Regions from separate parts of the Homo sapiens genome. Here all the other regions are linked to region 1. Evidence: chromatin contacts called from ENCODE Hi-C or POLR2A ChIA-PET data. All regions are on one chromosome and are shown on one strand. The core of a region is the stretch at or near the end of the contact, and the rest is flanking DNA. Distances in the headings are between cores, read along the strand shown. Region 1 holds the start of ZNF836 (zinc finger protein 836). Region 2 holds the start of ZNF320 (zinc finger protein 320). Region 3 holds the start of SIGLEC10 (sialic acid binding Ig like lectin 10). Region 4 holds the start of ZNF888 (zinc finger protein 888). Region 5 has its middle 3.7 kb from the start of C19orf84. Region 6 holds the start of ZNF600 (zinc finger protein 600). Region 7 holds the start of ZNF175 (zinc finger protein 175).

Region 1 (2,903 bases), core at 383-2,882:
TACAGAAAAGAGTGGTAATTTTCATCCTCACGAGTACAATTTAAAGAAATGAATTTTAAATTAGAGTATAAAGTCACAAATTAGAATATTACAACCACCATCCATATCCAATCAACTCATCGCTCATCTGGATGGGGTCCTCTCCCACTTTCTTCACTATTGTGTGTGTCCCTCTCTCATTCTGCACCTTTCCTCCCCTTTTCTGTTTTTCTCCTCTTTATGTCTGTTCTGCCCGATGCTCTGCAACTTACTTCACCTCTCGTAGCTCTTTCTCCCCAATCTTTCTGATTGTCCCCAATCTCCACGTATTTCCGCCTCTTTTTCCCCATCTGAGCTCCCTCTCTGCTCTCCTTGTTAAAATTCCCTCTTACCTGTTACACCTCCTTTGTTCCCACTCTCTAGCACCCCCAACTCCCTAGGCTTCCTCCCTGCTGTGGTTCTCCCTCTACTCTGCTTGTCACCCACTGCCCTCTCTCCCTCTCTTTCAGTCCCAGCACCACGTAGCTCTGTCGGCTGCGGCTCCAACTCTTTCACCTTCTCCCCACTGTCTGTCTGCAGTGCCTCCTCCTTTGCCGCCCCACTCTATTTTGCTGCCTTTCATCTCTCTGAAGGTCCCCCTTTTTTTCTAAATTTCTCTGTGTGCTTTCCTCCCCCTGCTTCTTTCTCCATTCGTTCTCTTTCACTCTTGCTGTCTCTTTGCAAATCCCTAAATTATCATCCATTTTGCCGTGTATTTATGGGTCTCCCTCATTCTCTTCTATTCGGTCTTTCCTTTTGCTCCGTCGCTCCCCTTCTTTTCCTCTCCTGATCCCTCTCACCCACACATTCAGTAAGAAAGGGGAGGAATAGGATGCCCACCTCCCGGAAAAGCATATTTTCCAGTGGAGTAAAATTTGGGAAGGAAGAACACTGGGTGTCACAAGACTCAGGTGACCTCCCCCAAGGGGGGGATCGAGAAAAGCAGTGGCTGTGAAGGGGAAGCCTGGGGAGCGAAAGGACCCGGCGTGAGGAGGACACAAGGTGGCAGGGGGTACGGTGTCTCAGGACAGGGAGGGTCTGCAGAATCCCAGGACCTGGGAGGAGAAGCGACTCCTTCAGGAGCCGGACGGCGGGCGCTCCCCTCCAGGGGCTGACGACGGAGAAGCTCCGGGGTCGCAACGGGCGGGAATCCACCTCCCGAGTGAGGACTCGACTTGGCGCAGGGCCGAAGCAGAGGTCAGTAAGGGTTTTAAGCAGGAACACGACCTGAGTGGGGTTGTCTACATGGTCCTAAGGCAGAAAGGCAGGGAGCAAGGAACAGCCTCAGAGAGATTTTTAAACCGAAAGGGAAGCAATTATCAGACTTACTTGGGGCGAAGGGGCTGTTGCTGGTATTTTAAGGTCCGTAGCGATCCCCAGGAAACGGGTATGGACAAGGGAAGACTGCCAAGTGCACGTTCGATTCAGGCAGACGGGGCGAAGCAAATGTTTAGTCCAGGTAGACGGAAACTGACGCGCAGCGCTGTGATCTTTTCCCCGCGCGATCTGCTTCCGGGTGTGCAGGAAGCTACACGCCCTGAGAAAAAAGACTGAGAGACCTGGGGCGGGAGAGGGGCCTGGGCGGGGTGCGACCCGCAAGGGAAAGGGCAGAAAGACTGGCCAGATTTGGGAACCCTGAAAGGGTGGGGCAAGGCTGATGCGGTAGTGGGCGGGGCCAGGTGGGCTAAGCGGGACGGGCGGTGTGGGCGGGACCTGTTTGGTGGGCGGGGCCTGTTATTCGCTCTGCCTTCCACCCAGCAAGTCTTTGTTCTCCCGATTTAGGAGTATTTGTGACTATTTCTTGTCCTGTGAAGCAGCGTTGCTTCCTGCCTATTTTAAGTTAATGTTTTAGACTTTAAGGTCAAAGCTTAAAGTTGTGGTCCACTTCTGTTGGAAACTAAGATGTTTTCTTCTTGTCAAGTTGAACTGATTTAAGTCAAAATCGATTTTTGCGAGCCTGGTGGACTCCATCGGGTCTTGCCAGTGAGGCTGAAGCCAGTTAAGGCTGAAGTTACTCAGTAGTCAGGGAACTAGGATCTCCGTGAAGATCTGATGTGCAGCCGTGGCTGGATCCAGGAACCCTGAAGACATTATGCTAAGCGAAATGTGCTAGACACAGAAAGACAAATCCTGCATGTGCTTACTTACATGTGCAATCTACAAACATCAAAATTACAGTAACAGAGTAGAAGGGTGGTTTCCAGGGCTGACGGTCTATCCTGTGCCTGTCCCACCATTGTATTTTGGAAGCAAATAGCTTCTTTGGCTTCACAGTTTCACAGCTGGACAGAAATTTTGCCTCAGGATGAACCACACTTTGAGTCTCACCCATATGTGATTCAGATAATATTTGGGTAATATTTGGGCCTTAGAGTTTGATACTGAAATGGATTAAGACTTTTGAAATGGGCCAGGAGCAGTGGCTCTGGCCTGTAATCCCAGCTCTTTGGGAGGCCAAGGTGGAAGGATTGCTTGAGCTCAAGAATTCAAGACCAACCTGGGGCAACATAGTAAGACCCTTGTCTCTACAAAAAATACAAAAATTAGCCAGGCATGGTGGCTCACGCCTATAGTCACAGCTATTTGGGAGGCTGAGGTGGGAGGATCTCTTGAGCCCAGGGGATCAAGGCTGCAATGAGTTGTCTTTGCACCACTGAACTGCTGCCAGGGCAACAGAGTGAGACTCTGTCTCAAAAAATAATAATAATAAGACTTTTGAGATGTTAGGATGGGGGTGAAGGGATCTTGCATGTGAGAAGGACATGAATTTTGGGAGTCCAGAGTACAGAATGTTATGAGCTGAATCACGTCCCTAAAAAATCATTGTTGGCCAAGCGCGGTGGCTCATGCCTATAATCCCAGCACTTTGGGAGGCCGCGGCGGGC
Region 2 (3,142 bases), core at 326-2,825, 730 kb after region 1:
TCATAAGATTCTACCAAAGCTTATTTGAAAAGTAGTTATCTTACTTTTTTCAGACGGAGTCTCGCTCTGTCACCCCAGGCTGGAGTGCAGTGGCATGATCTCAGCTCACTGCAACCTCCCCCTCCCTGTCCAAGGGATTCTGCTGCCTCAGCCTCCTGAGTAGCTGGGATTACAGGCGCCCGACATCACACCTGGCTAATTTCTGTATTTTATTCGACACGAGATTTCGCCATGTTGACTAGGCTGGTCTCGAACTCCTGACCTCAGGTGATCTGCCCGCCTTGGCCTCCCAAAGTGCTGGGATTACAGGCATGAGCCATTGCACACGGCCTTTATTTTTATTTATTTATTTTTTAATTAAGAAACAAGGCGGGCATGGTGGCTCATGCCTGTAATTCCAGCATTTTGGGAGGGCGATACAGCTGGATCGCTTGAGCCCTGGAGTTGGAGACCAGCCTGAGCAACAAGGCAAAAGCCCGTCTCTACCAAGTACACAAAAATTAGCGCGGTGTGGTGGCGCGCGGCTGTGGTCCCAGCTACTCTGCAGGCTGAGGTGACAGGATCGCTTGAGCATAGGATGTTGATGATGCAGTGAGCTGTGATCCTGTCACCGCTCTCCCGCCTGGGCAACAGAGTGAGACCCCATCTCCAATAAAAAAGAATAAAAAAGAAATACCTGGGTCCTGGGTCTGGGGGCAGCGAATCTAAGGCCAATTAAGGCAAACTTTCTAAAACTAGACAAAAAGGAAAAACCCCATCTCCCCATCCGGAGTAACAAAGGATCAAAGGCCGCTGTCCCTACCGCCCTCCTCCTTCCACCACGTCTCAGAAAGGGAAAGAGCCCAGGAGTGGCCATGGCCAAGCACCGGCCACACCTTCATCTGCATAGGGCACCCATCTGCTCCGGCCTCGGGCCAATTCACCTCAGCATTTCGTTGGCCAAGGGCCAAAAATCCTTCATCCAGATAAGGGGTAGCCCATAGGGACCTCAAAATAAATACTTTAACCCCCTAAAACTTTCTAAACGGGTCCCCGGAGACGCTGGCTCGGGCCCACTCCCCTCTGTGGAGTGCTTTCTTGATTGCATATATTCGTTTTCCAGGAGTTGGAACTAGGTAGCAACACCGCACAAGGAGGGAGGTGGGGAGCGACGGAGCCTTCGGACAGGGGTGGCGTCTGCAGGATCTTAGGACCAGGCAGAGGACGCGGCCTCCCGGGAACCGGGGTTGAGGCGCGGCGCTCCTGAAGCCGCCGAGAGCGACGGTGGGAGGCGCCTAGGGCTGGAATCCAGCTCGCGGGTGAGGACTTGAAACAGCGCGAGGCGGGAGGACAGGTCAGGAAGGGTTTTGAGAAGGAAAATTCCGCGATAGGAGGTGTCTGCACGACCCCACTGCAGAAAGACCGAGGACGGGACCTGCCTCAGGGCCACTTTAAACTCGAAGGGACTCACGGACTCTCACCCGGACGTCTCAATTTGCTCTGGGTTGAGAAAGAGGGGCCGCAATTTCCAGGTCTGTGGGGACTCAACGTCCCCGGTATAGCAGCACCACAGGACTGGGAAGCACACATAAAACAGAGCGAAACTCACGCGCTGTGGTGTGACCTTCAGTCCCTGCCATCCGCTTCCGGGTCTATGCCAATCAGCGCAGGACAGAGGCCAGGCCTGGGCGGGACCCCCGAGAAGGTAGGCGGGGCCTGGACTAGGCCGGGATGAGACGCGAAGAGGTGGGCGGGGCCTGAACAAGGCCGGGGCGGGGTTGAGAAACAAGGGGCCTGGCTGGGAGAAGAGTCCTGGGCTATGAGGGGTCGGCGGGGGCGAGAAGCGGGTGGGTCCTGAGCTTTCCTCCATCTCGCTCTCTGCGCCTTTTTTCCAGGTTTTGGAGGCGAAAGCCGCCAGTGAGGCTGGAGCAGCTCAGCAGTCATTGAAATAGTACCTCCCTGAGAAGTCAACGTGAGGCGGTCATTGGACCCAGGAAAGTTCCTTGCTATTGAAATTAATTTTAGCAATTTATGTCCAAAATCTGGAAGTTGTCAAGGGAAGGAATGCAAACTAGAATGCGAAATACAAAGCTCTGCCTCAGCGAAACCTCCAATTTCCTGCTGACGGCCCACAGAACAGAATAGCAAATCCTCTCCCTTTCTATTTTCCATTCACTGGGGTGGGAGAATCCACCCTGTGCTCAGCTCCAGAGACTTCCTCAGGGCCACCGCCTGGGGTGCGGAGCGGAGGCCTCAGGCCAGGGAGGAGTGAGGTCACCACCTCCTGCTTAAACACAGCAGGGATGTGGGCGAGGTGGCGAGTCTGGGGTCCCGGCTACTCAGGAAGCAGGAGCCGCAAGACCGCTGAGCCCGGAGGTCCAGGCCAGCGTGGGCGACAAAGTAAGACCCTCTACCCCAGAGCTCCTTCCTCCGCCTCAATAAGAAAAAAAGGGATTTTTAAAAAAAGCATTGACATTGTAACAGTGTGTAGCAGGGCTAGCGGCAGACAAAACTTCTCAGACACTGAGTTGTAGAAGGAAGGGCTTTATTCAGCTGGGAGCGTCAGCAATCTACTGCCTTGAAATCCGAGCTCCCTGAATGCACAATTTCTGTCCTTTTTAAGGGTTCACAACACTAAAGATTTCACATGAAAGGGTCGTGATTGATTTGAGCGAGCAGGCGGTACGTGACAGGGGATGCATGCACCGGTGGTCAGAGAGAAACAGAACAGAGCGGGGAGTTTTACAATGTTCTTCTATACAATGTCTGGAATCTATGAATAACATTGGGTTCTAAGCCATAAGTTGATTTTTAACTACTGGGTTTAGGCCAGGCAGGCCCAGGCCTGGTTTCGGGCCTGGCCCCGGGGCTGCCTGTCTTTGGTTTTACTTTCTTGTTGTTTTTTCTTAAAACAGGTACTGAGTATAAAACAATATGAGAGGGTCTCTGTCTTCCTTTATTTCTTCTTTTTGAGAGTCTCACTTTTTATTAGTGGGAGTTCTTACTCTTGTTTTTGCTACTTATGTCTTTTTGTGTAATAGATTGATAGTGATTCATATAGTACACTTGTGCTGAATCATTTTGGTGAACTAAGGTAGCGATGAAGCTTTTTATCATTTGAAGAGGTACAGGTAGCAAACAAGAGAGCAGTAAGCAGCTTTTT
Region 3 (2,910 bases), core at 13-2,512, 750 kb before region 1:
CTTCAGGGAGGGACAATTTATTCCTCACACCTGGAAAAAACTCCCTCAGGGAAAAGAAAGTGGGACTATCCCGGGAAGACAAGTGACAACCAGCGCCAGGGCTCACGTGTGTGGACCAGACGCCATTCCCATCCCCCTCCCAGGGCTGCGGCGGCATCCTGGGACCCCACAGCTTCCTCTCCCTGGATGCTCCTGAGCTGGGAGCCGCTCACTGTCCCACTGGGCTCCTCCACCTCCCCACCCACCGGGGCTGTCTGCACACCCCACCCTCCCAGGCCACACTCACAGGCCACACGGAGTCGGACGGTCCTCTGTGCGCTCACACCCTTTCTGGAGAAGTCCACATGGCAGGTGAGGTCGGTGTTGTGGTCCTGGGGTCTGGGCGTGAAGCTGAGCACTGAGAAGTGGGAGGTCGTTGGTTTGGTTCCTTGGGAGGAGAGGGCAGCCCCCGTCCAGGAGAAAGAAGGGGGTGGACATTCCTCAAAGGCCCAGTTAAACACACAGATGACCGTCACCGGCTGCCCGGGCTCCAGGGTCTCGGGGATGTAGACATCAGGCTTCTGAGTCAGGGCTGGGACAGAGACCGTGGTGGGAGATTCTTGTGCTGCAGGGGTCCCTGAGAGCCCTCTCTGCTCAGCCCATAGGCTGTCCCCAGGGTCCCTCCCCAGTGTGAGAGGCAGGGGTTCCCACCCCATTCCATACCTGTTACTTTTAGAAAGAACCCATCGTTCATGAAATTATATCTCACATAGCTTCCTCTCTCCACCCGAAAGAAGTACTGTGACTCATCCTGCATCTGCGCGTCTCTGATCACCAAGGAGCAGTTCCCCTTGGCGGGATCCCCAGTGAGCTGGAATCGGCCCCGGGTGCTCATTTCCACCTCTCGACTCTGGTGGTTTGTGGCCACAGGAGCACCCTTGGTTGTCTCAGTCACTGCTTTGAACCAGTAGCCATAAGCTGGGGTAGACCCTGTCCAGTCCTGTCGGGGGTAGGAGAAAGAGCAGGGCACAGAGATGCACAGGCCCTCCGGCACCATCACTGACTCCTGCACTCGTATCCAGAATCTCCCATCCATAGCCTGGGACCCTGTGGGGAGACAGAGGCTCAACCTGCAACCCCAGCCCTAGCTCCGCCCCAGGTCCTTTCCGGCCCTTGGCCCACTCACCGCCCAGCAGCGAGGACAGCAGCAGTGGCAGTAGCATCTCCGCATAGGAGGCGCAGGGCCTGCCTGAGACAGGCCTGTTCTCTGGTCGTGCTGTGAGTGGCTCAGGGCTCTTGGCAGAAGGGGAAGCCGAAGGCGGAAGCTGAGCCCTGGGGCCTGATGCATGAAATGAGCTTCAGACGCTGAGCTCACAGAACTCCTTTGCCTTCCCCCACACTCTCCGGCCCACCTTGCCCAGTTGTCCTCTGGGTCTCCTGGGGGCCCAGCCTGGCCTTGGGCTTGTTGAGCTGGTCCTTCCAGAGCTCCCTGTGTAGGAGGAGAGGGCAGGCTTGTGTCTATCCTGGGGGCCTGGCTGGGGGTGGGGTAGTGGGGTGGGGGCTCTCCCTCTGGGCCCTGGGTCATCGGAAAAGCAGAAGTGAGAAGTCCACAGTGAGCTACCCTTATCTGGGCCACTGGTGGTGGAGGTGGTGGGTACAGGGGAAGGGACCGTTACTGGAGGGGGCTGGTCTTGTCAGGTAAAATGCAGGATGCCTGGTTAAAGCTTTCACAGACAATATAAAGTATTTTATTTTATGTTTTTTGGTATAAGTATGTCCGAAATGCTGCATGGGATATACTTATACCAGAAAGCAAAATAAATTTATCTGAAATTCAAATTAATTAATTAATTAATTATATTTTGAGACAGAGTCTCACTCTGTCACCCAGGCTGCAGTGCAGTGGTGCAATCTCTGCTTACTGCAACCTCCACCTCCCAGGCTGAAGTGATTCTCCTGCCTCAGCCTCCTGAGTCTGGGCTTACAGGCACGCGCCACCACGCCAAGCTAATTTTTGTATTTTTAGTAGAGGTGGGGTTTCACCATGTTGGCAGGGCTGGTTTTGAACTCCTGACCTCAAATGATCCACCTGCCTTGACCTCCCAAAGTGCTGAGATTACAGGTGTGAACCACCGCACCTGGCCTAAAATTCAAATTTAACTGAGCATGTTGAATTTCTTTTTTTCTAAATCTGGCCACCGTAGGGTGGTGTCAGCTCCACCTCTTCATGCTTCCTGGTGAGCTCACTGACCCTTGGTCCCCAGAAGCAGTCTCCTGCCCCAACCAGGCCCTAGTCCACTTCCCAGTCTCCCTTCCTCCTCTGTCATTCAATTGGGACACCCATTGGGATTAGAACACATATGTCCAAAGCTAATGCTGATGGGAAGAGTTTGAGGAAGGCGGGAGTGAGGGGCAGAGTGGGGGGAACAGACTAGGGAAGGGGTAATTTGCAATGAATGGAGTAAACTCTACAAGATGTTTTCCCCTCACTGAGCTCTTCCTGAAATGACTCTGTTTGGGTCACACCGAAACACAGAACTCATCCTTCAACCTCCACATACCTTGGGTATCAAGCACTGAGCTTTAGGGGGACTTGGAGGTGAATCCTCCATGGTGAGTCAGCTCCAGGGCCCCAGGTTAGCAAATGAAGATTCTTAGAAACAAAGTACAGAAGGTCCCCTAAATGAACTGGATGCTGGACAGACATTCAGGATGGGACCTGGGGAAGGAGTGGTCAGCTCTTCCTGGTGGAGGGAAGTCAGGAGAGGCCTCCTGGAGGAGATGACCCAGCCTCTGCCCTGTCCTGGTTCTTTCATCCATGGCATTTTTGTTTTTTGTTTTTGAGACAAGGTCTTGCTCTGTTGCCCAGGCTGGAGTGCAGTGGTGTGATCATGGCTCAGTGCAGCCTCCATCTTCTGGGCTCAAGCGATC
Region 4 (2,929 bases), core at 6-2,505, 750 kb after region 1:
GACTCCATCCACAGCTTATTTAACCTCTTGTTGCTCCTTTTCCCCAATCTTTAGATTGTTCTCAATGTCCATAGATTTCCACCTCTTCTCCCATCTCTCCTGAGCTCTCCCTGTTAAATTCTCTCTTCCCCGTTATACCCCCCTGGCCCCACTCTCTGGCACCCCAGATTTCCCAGGTGTCCTCCCTGCTGTGGTTCTCCCTCTGTTCTCCTTGCCACCAGCACCACTCTGCTCTGTCTGCCCTGGCTCCAAATCCCTCCTCCTCTCCCTCATTCTCATGAGCCTTTCTGTTTGCTGCCCCTCTCCCTACCTTGCTGTCTGTCCTTCATCTCTCTGTACATCCAGCTTTTCTCTACATTTCTCCAGTTGCTTTTCTCCTCCTGCTTTGTTATCTTTTGTTTTTTCACTTTTGCTGTCTCTTGGCAAATCCCTGACCATCCCCTACTTTGCCATCTGTTATGGGTCTTTCTCCTTCTTCTTTTATCTGTCTCAGGTTTTCTACTGCTCTCTGATTCCCTCTCTCTGTCTCCTGATCCCTTTGGCCCACACAATCACAGGAGGGTTTGGAGTAAGACGCCTGCATCCCAGAGAAGCGCATTTTCCAGGGGCTGGAGCTGGGCAGGCAAGAACACCCCGTGTCACAGGACAGGCCCCGGGTACCTCCCCAACGCGGGCTCAGGGAAAGCGGTGACTGCGGAGGGGAGACTTGGGGAGCAACAGGGCCCGGCATGAGGAGGGAGGTGGGGGGGAGATGACGCCTTCGGACAAGGGTGGGGTCCGCAGGATCCCACCACCGGGCAGAGAACGCGGCCTCCCTGGGACTGTGGTGTCAGCGCTGGGCTCCAGGGGCCGACGAGGGTGAGGCTGGGAAGCGCCAGAGCAGGGATCCACCTCTCGGGTGAGGACTTTAAAAAGCGCGGGGTGGGAGGAGTCAACAAACGGTTGTGAACGGGAAAACTACGCGATACAAACTGTATACATTGCCCTATAGCAAAAAGACCGAGGACAGGGCAGCCTCAGGGCGACTTTAAACCCAAAAGGAAGTGACTTCCGGACTCCTAGGGGAATGTCTCCATTTGCTCTTGTTGAAGGAAGAAGGGCGAGAATTTCCAGGTCTGTGGAGACCCCACATCCCAGGTACAGAATTGCCGGGGACCTGGAGGCACAGCCTCAATACAACACAGAGCAAAACTCACCGCCGCAGTGTGACTTCCAGTCCACGCGATCCGCTTCCTGGTCCGGGCGAATCTACAAGCACAGGACAGAAGCCAGGCCTCCGTGGAGCCAACGAGGTGGGCGGGGCCTGGGCGAGGTAGGGGCGGGGCCTGGGCGAGGTAGGGGCGGGGCGCCAGGCGGAGAGACCTGCCCTGTAGAACCGGCAGACGCGGGGCGGGGGCGGATCTGTGCTTCTCTCAGCCGCGTACCTAGCCGCTGTTTTTCGGGTTTTGGTGAGGGAAGAGACAGACCCTCTCATATTGTTTTATATTGTTTTATACTCAGTACCTGTTTTAAGAAAAAAAACAACAAGGAAGTAAAACCGAAGACAGGCAGCCCTGCGCCACGCCCAAAACCAGGCCTGGGCCTGCCTGGCCTAAACCCAATAGTTAAAAATCAACTCATAACTTAGAAACCAATGTTTTTCATAGATTCCAGACATTGTATAGAAGAACATTATGAAACTCCCTGCCCTGTTCTGTTTCTCTCTACCAGTGCACGAAACCCCTGTGTATATATCTGGGACTGTAGTCCCTGTTACGTATCCCCTAGATTGCTCAATCACGACCCTTTTATGTGAAATCTTTAGTGTTGTGAGCCCTTAAAAGGGACAGAAATTGTGCACCCGGGGAGCTCGGATTTTAAGGCAGCTTGCCGATGCTCCCAGCTGAATAAAGCCCTTCCTTCTACAACTCGGTGTCTGAGAGGTTTTGTCTGTGGCTCGTCCTGCTACACCGGAGGCAAGAGTGGCCAGGAAGGCTGAGGCATGATTCAAAAGCCCTGGAATTGTCTGGAACAGGGATGCAAACTAGAACGTGAAATGCAAAGCCCTGCCTAGGCAGAAAGTACGATCTCATGCTGATGGTACACAGAACAGAATAGAAATCTCTCCCTTTCTATTCTCCATTTGCTTCGGAGGGAGAGTCCACCCTGTGCTCAGCTTCAGAGACTTCCCTAGGGCCACCGCCTGGGATGCCGGAGGGAGTGTTCAGGCCAGGGAGGAGTGAGGTCACCACCTGCTACTTAAACACAGCAGAAATGTGGAAGTGGGGGCGGGAGCCTGAGGTCCAGCTACTCAGGAAGCAGTGGCGGGAGGATCATTGAGCCCGGAGGTCCAAGCCAGCCTGAGTGACAAAGTAACACCCCCTGCCGCAGGGATCCCTTCCTCATCTCTTTTTTTTTTAATTTTTAAAATAAAATTTTCATTGTGTGAGATAGGGATCCAACTTTATTCTTTTCCATGTGGATATCCAGTTAGTTGTCCCAGCACAATTGTGGATGACATCTATTAGTTTCTTTTTTTTATTTACTTTTTTTTCTTTTTCTTTTTTTTTTTTGAGACAGAGTATTTCTCTGTCACCCAGGCTGGAGTGCATTGGCAAGATCTCGGCTCACTGCAGCCTCTGCCTTCTGGGTTGAAGCAATTCTTCTGACTCAGCCTGCATAGTAGCTGGTATTACAGGCACGTGCCATCATGCCCGGCTAATTTTTGTTCTTTTGGTAGAGACAGGGTTTCACCATGTTGGCCAGGCTGGTCTCAAACTCCTGACTTCAAGTGATCCGCCTGCCTCGGCCTTCCGAAGTGCTGGGATTACAGGCGTGAGTCACCGTGCCGGGCCCAAGAAATACTCTTTACTTCACTTTTTAAATGTTGAGAAAATACAATTGAAAACTAAAAAATCTTCCCCAGATGAAAAATCATCTTCACTATGAT
Region 5 (2,938 bases), core at 245-2,744, 780 kb before region 1:
TGCTTGGCCTGGAATACTTTTATACTTAGAGAAAAGTTACAAAGATAATACAGAGAGTTCTCATTTACTCCAGACAGGAGTTCCCCTAATGTTGCCATCTTACATTGTCATGTAATGTACATGGTACATTAGTCACAACTAAGAAACTGACAGGACTATTAGGTAAACTGCAGGCTTTATTTGGATTTTACCAGTTTTTACACTAATGTCCTTTGTTTCTGGTCCTGGATCCAATCTGGACTACCACATTGGATTTAGTCATCCTCTCTCGTTAGTCTTCTCTAATCTGCAGCACTCTCTAAGTCTTTCCTTGTTTTTCACAACCTTGAGAGTTGGGGGAGTTCTAAATTATTTTGTAAAATGAAGGTCTTTTTTTTTTTTTTGAGACAGGGTCTCCCTCTGTCACCTAGGCTGGAGTGCAGTGGTGCTATCTCAGTGCACTGCAACCTCCACCTCCCGGGTTCAAGCGATTCTCCTGCCTCAGCCCCCTGAGTAGCTGGGATTACAGGCGCCTGCCACCACGCCCCGCTAATTTTTGTATTTTTAGTAAAGATGGGGCTTTACTATGTTGGCAAGACTGGAGATCTATTTTAATGAATAATATGAACTAATTTAATCCACATTTTAAAAAATTATGTATTTATTTTAATAGAGAAGAGGTCTCTCTATGTTGGCCAGTTGGTGTTAAACTCCTGGCCTCAAGCAATCTTCCCACCTCGGCCTTCCAAAGTGCTAGGATTACAGGGTATTTTAAAATTTTTATTTATTTATTTATTTATTTATTTATTTATTTATTTATTTAAGACAGTCTTGTTCTGTCGCCCAGGCTGGAGTGCAATGGCACGATCTCCGCCCACTGCAACCTCCGCCTCCTGGGTTCGAGCGATTCTCCTGGCTCAGCCTCCCAAGTAGCTGGGATTACAGGCATGTGCCACCATGTCCATGTCCAGCTAATTTTTGTATTTTTAGTAGAGATGGGGTTTCCCCATGTTGGCCAGGCTGGTCTCGAACTCCTGGCCCCACGTAATCCTCCTACCTTGAGTGCTGGGATTACTGGGATAGGCCCCCGTGCCTGGCCCACAACATTGCATTTTAAGGAGGAGAAGTCCCAGGCAACAGGATCGCCCTATGCTGGACGATGTTAGTGGCACTGAGTGGCCGGAATAAGATTTTTGCCAAGAGATCTGGCTTGCTTTTCTTTCCTGGAGACTGATGAGAACCCAGATCTTCAGATTTCAAGTCTGGGTCTATCCATTCGGTTACTTTAAATCCCAGAGGCAGATGGCGCTCACTGCTCAAGTCTAGCGTCATGGGATTGTTCTAGCTTGTTCTTTTATTGCTTCTCCTATTACTAAGATCAGGATCTGACGCCATTTGGAAACCAGGGTCTGACCGCTTACCACGTACCTCGCCCTTTAAGGCTTTTTCTGTCCCGTCCCCCGTGCCCCTGCGGCGCTAGGAGACTGGAGGCGGGACCTTGTGTCGCTAAGGAAATGCCCTTTACTCAGCTTCCAAAATTGACAGGCTAGTTCTGAAAACTGGCCAACCAACTTCTGCTTAAGGGGAAGCGAGACTTCCGATTTGTAGGGGAACGCAGCGGCGATTGGTTAGAGTCCCGCCCACTTGTTAAGCGTCGCGAGCCACTATTCTCGGCTCTGATTGGCCAGAGAACTCGCGCCGCTTTTGAATCCCCACCCTGCGGACCCCGCGCGCCTCGCCTTCTCCCTCTGGTTGGCGAGCGCCTTTCTGCGCCTTCAGGCATTTTTGCTGAGGCTTTTGTCTGCGCATGTGCGGGTAGGTTCCGGTAGCATCCGGGAGACCCGGCCCAGGCCTGGAGATGCTGAGCGGAGCTTGGAGGGAGAGAGGGGACTGGGTTGTTGAGGGGAGAATCCCTCTCGGCATCTCCTTGGCCCACTGGGGAGCCCCATTGCCCCATCCACCGCTTAGAACCAGACCCTTCCTTTCACTCTCCACTCCCTATCCCTACCGGCTTTAGACCTTCAAAGTTCCAAGATTCGACCTTCGGGGTCTCCCCATTTCGTAGGGGCTTACAGATTTCCTAAAATCCCCCTCCTCCCCGAACCCCCTTCCGTCCCTGGAGATTCTGGGGTCCCTGCTCTTTCCCATTCATTCCACCCCATCTACTTGGGACCCTTCCAAGGGCAAGGGGGGCCTCTCAGTGCCTCTCCTACCCTCATGTCCTTTCTCCTCTTTTAGGTCCAGGAGGTCATCTTTGCCTCCCTTCCTTGAAATCTCCCCAGATTTAGAGGCCCTCACCCAGCTTCTCCCCTCTCAGCCCTGTCGAGGTGTCAAGGTTCGGGGATCACCTTTGTTGTTGTTATTGTCGAGGCGTCAAGGTTCGGGTGTCACCTTTGTTGTTGTGTGTTTTTTTTTTTTTGAAACTGAGTCTCGCTCTGTCGCCCAGGCTGGAGTGCAGTGATGCGATCTCGGCTCACTGCAACCTCCGCCTCCCGAGTTCAAGCGAGCCTCCTGCCTCAGCCTCCCGAGTAGCTGGGATTACAGGTGCCTGCCACCAGGACTGGCTAATTATTGTATTTTCAGTAGAGACGGGGTTTCACCACGTTGGCCAGGCTGGTCTCAAACTCCTGACCTCAAGTGATCCACCCGCCTTGGCCTCCCAAATTGCTGGGATTACAGGCGTGAACCACAGCGCCCGGCCTAAGCCCTAGCTGTTCATTGCCACAATGAGAGGAAGTACAGGAAGGTGTTGAGATCATGGGCGTGGAGTCCAACTGACATGCTTGACTGATGTCACATACTGCTCTGCCCCTGAAAAGCTGAGTCACCTTGGGTAATTTGCTTAGCCTCTCTGAGCTTCAGTTTCACTCGGGAGCTGGCCAAGAACACTTGTCTCAGAGTTGCTATGACATTCGAACATGGCAGTGTACGTAAAGGGCTCGGCATGGAGCTTGTTCTC
Region 6 (2,910 bases), core at 139-2,638, 620 kb after region 1:
CCGCTCCCAGCTAATTTTATATTTTTAATAGAGACGGGGTTTCTCCCTGTTGATCAGGCTGGTCTCGAACTCCGGACCTCAGGTGATCCACCCGCCTCAGCCTCCCAAAATGCTGGGATTACAGGCATGACCCACAGCGCCCGGTCCTTATTTAACCTCTTGTTGTTCTTTCTCCCCAATCTTTCAATCTTCCTCAATGTCTATATATTACAGCCTCTTCTCTTATCTCTCCGTCTCCTCTGCTCTCCCTATTAAATTCTCTCTTCCCTGTTATACCCCTCTGTCCCCACTCTCCAGCACCTCAGATCCCCAGGTGTCCTCCCTGCTGTGGTTCTCCATCTGTTCTTGCCACCAGCACCACTCTGCTCTGTCTGCCCTGGCTCCAAATCCCTCCTCCTCTCCCTCACTCTGGTGAGCCTCCCTCTTTGCTGCCCCTCTCCCTACCTTGCTGTCCTTCATCTTTCTGTACATCTAGCTTTTCTCTACATTTCTCCAGTTGCTTTTCTCCTCCTGCTTTCTTAGTTTTTTTTCTTTCACTTTTGCTGTCTCTTGGCAAATTCCTAACCCATCCTCTACTTTGCCATCTGTTATGGGCCTTTCTCATTCTTCTTTTCTCTGTCTCTGGTTTTCTACTGCTCTCTCAGTCCCTCTCTCTATCTCCTGATCCCTTTGGCCCAGGCGGGTTTGGAGTAATCACAGGCGGGTTTGGAGTAAGACGCCTGCATCCCGTAGAAGCGCATTTTCCAGGGGGTGGAGCTGGACAGGAAAGAACACCTGGTATCATAGGACAAGCCCCTGCGACCCACCCCAACCCTGGCTCAGGGGAAGCGAAGACTTGGGGAGCAGCAGGGCCCGGCACCAGGAGGGACGTGGTGGGCGACGGCACCCTAAGACAAAGGTGGGACCTGCAGGATCCCAGGACCAGGCAGAGGACGCAGCCTCCCCGGGGCTGGGGCCGGGGCGCCGCGCTCCAGGTGCCAACTGGGGCGAGGCTGGGAGGCGCCCAGGGCTGGAATCCACCTCGCGGGTGAGGACTTTAAAAAGCACGGGGCGGGAATAGTCAGAAAAATGTTTTGAGCAGGAAAAATACGCGATAGGAAGTGTATACATTGCCCTATAGCAGAAAGACCGGGGACGGGACCAGCCTCCGAGCGACTTCAAACCCAAAAGCAAGCAACTTCCAGACTCTTACCGGGACGTCTCAATTTGCTCTGGGTGAAGGGAAGACAGGCGAGAATTTCCAGGTCCGTGGGGATCCCACGTCCCAGGGGCAGAAGCGCCGGGGACCTGGGAAGTGCAGACTTAATCCAAGGCAGAGCAAAACTCACGCGCCGTGGTAGGACCTTCACTCCACGCGATCCGCTTCCGGGTTTGTGCGCGCCCAGGACTGAAGCCAGGCCGGGGCAGGTTGGCTGGACCTGGGCGGGGTAGAGGCGGGGCCCCAGGCGGAGAGACCTTGCCCTTTAGAACCGGCAGAGGGAGGGCCCGGGGCGGGACCTGTGCTTCTCAGCCTCGCACTCAGCGCCTCTGTTTTTCGAGTTTTTGGAGGCGACAGCGGCCAGGAAGGCTGAGGCATGATTCAAAAGCCCTGGAATTATCTGGAACGGGAATGCAAACTAGAATGTGAAATGCAAAGCCCTGCCAGGGCGGAACATACGATTTCATGCTGATGGCCCACAGAACAGAACAGAAATCCTCTCCCTTTCTATTCTCCATTCACTCAGGAGGGAGGGTCCACCCCGTGCTCAGCTTCAAAGTGTTCCCTAGGGCCTCCGCCTGGGATGCGGGACGGAGAGCTCAGGCCAGGGAGGAGTGAGGTCACCACCTGCTGCCTAAACACAGCAGGGATGCGGGCACGAGGCGGAAGCCTGAGGTCCCAGCTACTCAGGAAGCAGCGGCGGGAGAATCCCTGAACCTGGGGGTCCAGGCCATCCTGGGCGACAAAGTAACACCCCCTAACTGCAGGGTCCTCTTCCTGATCTCTCTCTCGCTCTTTTACTTTTTTTTTTTTTTTTTTTTTTTGAGACGGAGTCTCGCTGTGTCGCCCAGGCTGGAGTGCAGTGGCACGATTTTGGCTCACTGCAAGCTCCGCCTCCCGGGTTCACGCCCTTCTCCTGCCTCAGCCTTTCGAGTAACTGGAACTACAGGAGCCCGCCTAACCCAAACAAAAACAAGACCGGGCGCGCTGGCTCACACCTGTAATCTCAGCACTTTGGGAGGCTGAGGCGGGCAGATCATGAGGTCAGGAGATCGAGACCATCCTGGCTAACACAGTGAAACCCCATCTCTACTAAAAAATACAAAAAAATTAGCCAAGCGTGGTGGTGGGTGCCTGTAATCCCAGCTACTAGGGAGGCTGAGACAGGAGAATGGAGTGAACCCGGGAGGCGGAGCGTGCAGTGAGCCAAGATCGTGCCACTGCACTCCAGCCTGGGCGACAGAGCGAGGCTACGTCTCAAAAAAAAAAAAGAAAAAGAAAAAGAAAAAGAAATATCTCCCCTAGTTTGTCTCCTTTTCCAGAATTTACCAGATACCAGTACACAGATACCAGTGCATACATTAATGTATGACTTTCATACATAGATTCTCTGATCTGATCCACAAAGAGCTAAATGTGCATCCAGATGTGGCCCCTGAACAATCCCTGCTGCCCAATATCACTGACACCTTGGGGTCCACACCCCATCTCCATCCATCTCTGGTGTGAGCCCTTCCCAGGACCATGCCCAGTGCAGCCTCTTCCCAAGCTCATGTCACTAGGTTATAGAAGATGGAATTTAAGTGAAGATGACAAGGACTGAGAAAAGGCATGGGTTAGTGTGAGCAAACGTGTGAGGCAGGATGCTTCAGACTCACAGAAGACTGGCTACTACAATACCTGGCATTTCAGAAAGGAAAGAGACAGAAGAA
Region 7 (3,156 bases), core at 506-3,005, 600 kb before region 1:
TTATTAAAGAGGTTATAGCCAACAAGGTAAAACCAGAAAAATAAGCAAGAAATGTAAAAATTAGAAACTGAGAAATATTTCCAGTATTTGCAGATGATGTTCAAGTTCCCATAGATTTTAATATCATAATCTAATAATAGAGATAAGTCCCATAACTTTTGCCATATTCTGTTGGTAAGAAGCAAATCTCAGGTTCCGTTTGCACTCAAAGGGATGGATTTGTACAAGGTGTGACTCAGTAGGTGTCACCTTAGGGTATGCCTGCCCCACTAAGAGTATGAGGGCGCAGTTACCCCTCATCCTACAGATATACAGATGTCCCAGTGGAGGGACGCCTTAACTTGCCCTGAACATACACATGCGGGGCTGTTGTACTTAAAGCCTCCTACTTCTATCTCAATTTTCACTCTCTGCATTTTCCTTTTTTTAAATAAAATGTACCAAAGCCGTAGGGTAAATCCTATGACACAGTAAAGAATAGTCTCAGATTTATAAGTGGAGAAAATTCAAAAGTTCTAAGTCCGGGGAATTTCTTAGTAACTCAAACAAAATGTCACACTTTCTCACATAATAAAGATAAGTGTTTTTATTGATTTTACACTATTTGCTTACAGTAAATATATAATTGATGTTTTAAAATAAAAGCAGGTTTCATGCTTCATGTAACAAAGTTAGGTTCAGATACTAATGTGAAAACTCAACTATTCCTGGGAAACCATGTTCAAAAAAATGCTTCATTGGCTAAGCAGTCTTATTTTATTATTCAAATGGACTAAAAATGAGGTATGAAGTAATTAAAAGTAATATGGTGGCTTTAAGTGCAGAGATGGGGTGGCAGAAGCTGTGAACACAGAATGTAAAATCGGTAACTACAAAATGGCACAAACTACGAAAGCAATATATTTAAATTACTATTTTTTAAAAAAGAAGGATCATTTCAGATCTTCACCTTCAGATCCTCACTCAGCCCTGCCTCCTATTTCCCATAATCAGCCATTTTTTTAATTTTATGATTGCTATTACTCACCTTCTAGAATATATTTTTGTTTATTTGATTGAACAACCTCTTCCTGAAAATTCTGCCCAGTTGGGCTGGCTGACATTGATCTCAGTAATTGTGTTTTTTTCCTTTAACTTGATTATATTTTTTTCATTCGCCTCTCTTTAAATGAAGTGTCCCAAGAGCCCTAAATTCTCTCTTCAGGTGGTCGCTTGGTAGGTTACTTCATCAATAGGTTCATCCAGGTATAGAGAGCAATGGTGTAAGGATAACAAAGATACAATTTCTCAGAAAGATAACATTTTCAAAAGTGCTATTAAAGACAGTGAGTTGTTCAGCAATTCAGGAAAAAAAAGTCTTTAAATCAGAGGGAAAAATATAGAGAAAAAGTATTTTTCAGAATACATGTCAGTTTCTCCTAGAAATATATATACACAAGTATTGAATAGGTCCCCTGCCAATGTAGGACCCAAGACTTTTACTCTGTGACATTCCATTTGTCCTTGGCTGTACGGAATAAAAGCCCTTTGACGATGGCGGCCTCCAATATCATAATCCGTATGGGTGCGGCCATGCCGTCCTCCCTACCAAGTTTCTGAAGTTGAATGAACCGCGGAATAAAGGTACGCCGTTATACGCCATGATAACTGTTGGCGGAGCGTAGCTTCAAAAGTGTTAGTGGGCATGCGCGCGGTTCAACAGCGCCTACGGAAATCCTAACGGGAATGTAACCCAAACCGGAAGTGGCCTAGAGCGACCATTTAGCTTCTGTTGTTAAGTGGATCTAAGCCTATGTCGCTTACTGGACGCTGAAGTGATTGGGAATATTAGCAGTGGGGGTTCTGTAGGGTCAGGAAGGGGCGGCTGGCTTTGGGGGAGTGATGAGGGGCTTGTTGGGGGTGGGGGTGCGTGATAAAGGGATTTCTCGGCTGAAGACGAGGCTGTGAGGTGAGTGACGGGCTTGTTTTGGCTGAGCGATGAGGGGTTTCTGGGGTGGGTGATGGGTGCTGTGGGGTAAGTGGCGTTTGCTAATTTTAGTTGGATAATTAGCCTGTTAATTTTCCCTCTTTTCTTGCTTATTTTCTGCTTGTAGTATTTTTGTGACTTAAATTCCAAGTGTACTTTAATATCGGATTTTATATTGGTCCACGAAACTTGCTAACTTGAGGACAGTGAACGTGCATCTTAAGAGCGCCTTTGCGGATGGTGCTGGAGGACGTTCAGGGAAGGGATTCACTGTCCGTGGGACTAGGGGAGTCAGTGATTGATTGGCAGCCAAGAGCTTCAGAGGTTGGAGGACTTTGAGGATCACACTGTAACACTCTCAGGGGACCAGTGATGGGCAACCTATAGGAATCAGTAGAGTGGGGTTGCCAGGGGTAGCCTATGGCAGCCAGTTGACTGGAGGCGTAGGGGGTCAATGATGGGGATTTGTGAGGGTGAATGCATTGCTTTCTAGGCAGTGAGTGTTGGGGTCCTTCAGGGATTGGTGGGTGGGTCAGTGTTGGCCTCTTCTTGGGTCCCTTGGACATGGTAAGGATCAGTAATTGACAGTTGAGCACATCGATGATGGTTTCCTATTGGGGCATTTCATTTGGACCCCTATGTTGGGGATTATTTGTCGTTTTATGGAAACCAGAAAATTGTGCTCGCTGGGAAACATTTCTTGGCTATCAGGGCAGTAAAGATTTCAGAAGCCTGTGCCATGTCAGTGACTGGGAGGCATTTTGGAACTTTCTGGCAGCCCTGTAGTACACTCATTGGGGATTTCTGAAAGTCAGTCCTGTCAGTGATTGCATTCAGGTGCGGTGGGGGCAACTTATTGTGGACAGGCAAGAAATGGTAACTGGAGGCCCTGATGCATGTCTGCAAATTTTCTGTGTCAAGATGGGGATTGGGACAGTGATTTTAAGTTTTAGCTCTAGTCAGAAGAGGCTGGTCTGTGTGTGGTGTATTATGGACGGGGACTGAAAAGTCCAGAAGCTCAGAATAGGTACACCAGACAGAGCCACCTCCCGGCCTGAGTTCTATGAAGGCAACAGAAAGAGGAAATGGTGTTTCTGGAAGCTGGCCACGTATGGGTACATGAGATAGTGGAGACAGTGTACAGTTTAGAACAAGGCAGATGTGGGGCTGATTCCCTGTTTTTCCATTTA

Evidence for each region. Hi-C counts contacts between places; a loop is a spot of excess contacts on that map. ChIA-PET counts read pairs that join two places held with the same protein, here RNA polymerase II (POLR2A). Pooled maps may share reads with other maps.
Region 2: a loop to region 1 is called in a map of B cell, with 28 times the contacts of the local background. The contact joins the promoter of ZNF320 here to the promoter of ZNF836 in region 1. A Hi-C loop is called at or near these places in 2 of 168 maps with a recorded cell type or tissue (B cell and CD8-positive, alpha-beta T cell) and 8 of 50 pooled maps. POLR2A ChIA-PET finds 5 or more read pairs at or near these places in 1 of 52 experiments (CD4-positive, alpha-beta T cell).
Region 3: a pooled map shows a loop between it and region 1 (4-fold over the local background). The contact joins the promoter of SIGLEC10 here to the promoter of ZNF836 in region 1. A Hi-C loop is called at or near these places in 2 of 50 pooled maps. POLR2A ChIA-PET finds 5 or more read pairs at or near these places in 2 of 52 experiments (activated B cell and activated T-cell).
Region 4: a loop to region 1 is called in a pooled map, with 4 times the contacts of the local background. The contact joins the promoter of ZNF888 here to the promoter of ZNF836 in region 1. A Hi-C loop is called at or near these places in 1 of 168 maps with a recorded cell type or tissue (CD8-positive, alpha-beta T cell) and 7 of 50 pooled maps. POLR2A ChIA-PET finds 5 or more read pairs at or near these places in 1 of 52 experiments (MCF 10A).
Region 5: a pooled map shows a loop between it and region 1 (5-fold over the local background). The contact joins the enhancer-like site here to the promoter of ZNF836 in region 1. A Hi-C loop is called at or near these places in 1 of 37 single-sample maps with no recorded cell type and 7 of 50 pooled maps. POLR2A ChIA-PET finds 5 or more read pairs at or near these places in 1 of 52 experiments (activated T-cell).
Region 6: a loop to region 1 is called in a pooled map, with 5 times the contacts of the local background. The contact joins the promoter of ZNF600 here to the promoter of ZNF836 in region 1. A Hi-C loop is called at or near these places in 9 of 50 pooled maps.
Region 7: a map of naive thymus-derived CD4-positive, alpha-beta T cell shows a loop between it and region 1 (12-fold over the local background). The contact joins the promoter of ZNF175 here to the promoter of ZNF836 in region 1. A Hi-C loop is called at or near these places in 1 of 168 maps with a recorded cell type or tissue (naive thymus-derived CD4-positive, alpha-beta T cell) and 6 of 50 pooled maps. POLR2A ChIA-PET finds 5 or more read pairs at or near these places in 3 of 52 experiments (A549, GM12878 and HEK293T).

What each region holds. Positions count from the first base shown.
Region 1 is chr19:52,169,989-52,172,891 of GRCh38, forward strand. It overlaps ZNF836 (zinc finger protein 836), which reads right to left and starts at 1,633. Exons shown (of 5, transcript NM_001102657.3): 1 at 1,348-1,633. RefSeq lists an enhancer at 1,032-1,171 and a silencer at 1,752-1,801.
Region 2 is chr19:52,896,060-52,899,201 of GRCh38, forward strand. ZNF320 (zinc finger protein 320) reads right to left here and starts at 1,576. Exons shown (of 6, transcript NM_001351774.2): 1 at 1,461-1,576. RefSeq lists enhancers at 1,111-1,310, 1,511-1,590.
Region 3 is chr19:51,416,380-51,419,289 of GRCh38, forward strand. SIGLEC10 (sialic acid binding Ig like lectin 10) reads right to left here and starts at 1,263. Exons shown (of 11, transcript NM_033130.5): 1 at 1,166-1,263; 2 at 703-1,086; 3 at 287-571. The coding sequence starts at 1,202. It overlaps SIGLEC10-AS1 (SIGLEC10 antisense RNA 1), which reads left to right. Exons shown (of 3, transcript NR_164125.1): 2 at 50-351; 3 at 753-1,818. RefSeq lists enhancers at 1,193-1,362, 1,423-1,492.
Region 4 is chr19:52,922,173-52,925,101 of GRCh38, forward strand. It overlaps ZNF888 (zinc finger protein 888), which reads right to left and starts at 1,256. Exons shown (of 5, transcript NM_001393938.1): 1 at 1,197-1,256. It overlaps ZNF888-AS1 (ZNF888 antisense RNA 1), which reads left to right and starts at 1,177. Exons shown (of 2, transcript NR_186336.1): 1 at 1,177-1,292; 2 at 1,501-1,907. RefSeq lists enhancers at 184-917, 918-1,649, 1,139-1,188, 1,469-1,638 and a silencer at 1,329-1,378.
Region 5 is chr19:51,392,802-51,395,739 of GRCh38, forward strand. No RefSeq gene overlaps it. Among named protein-coding and RNA genes, the nearest start is that of C19orf84, 3.7 kb to the left of the region's middle. RefSeq lists enhancers at 1,061-1,657, 2,713-2,922 and silencers at 1,563-1,622, 1,633-1,772. Within about 2 kb of position 1,495, at least 32 of the 41 ENCODE cell types and tissues checked have a DNase peak (open chromatin) inside an H3K27ac peak, as active enhancers do.
Region 6 is chr19:52,785,403-52,788,312 of GRCh38, forward strand. It overlaps ZNF600 (zinc finger protein 600), which reads right to left and starts at 1,389. Exons shown (of 6, transcript NM_001321866.4): 1 at 1,193-1,389. RefSeq lists enhancers at 349-1,207, 1,208-2,065 and a silencer at 1,398-1,547.
Region 7 is chr19:51,569,528-51,572,683 of GRCh38, forward strand. ZNF175 (zinc finger protein 175) reads left to right here and starts at 1,756. Exons shown (of 5, transcript NM_007147.4): 1 at 1,756-1,948. RefSeq lists an enhancer at 1,418-1,477.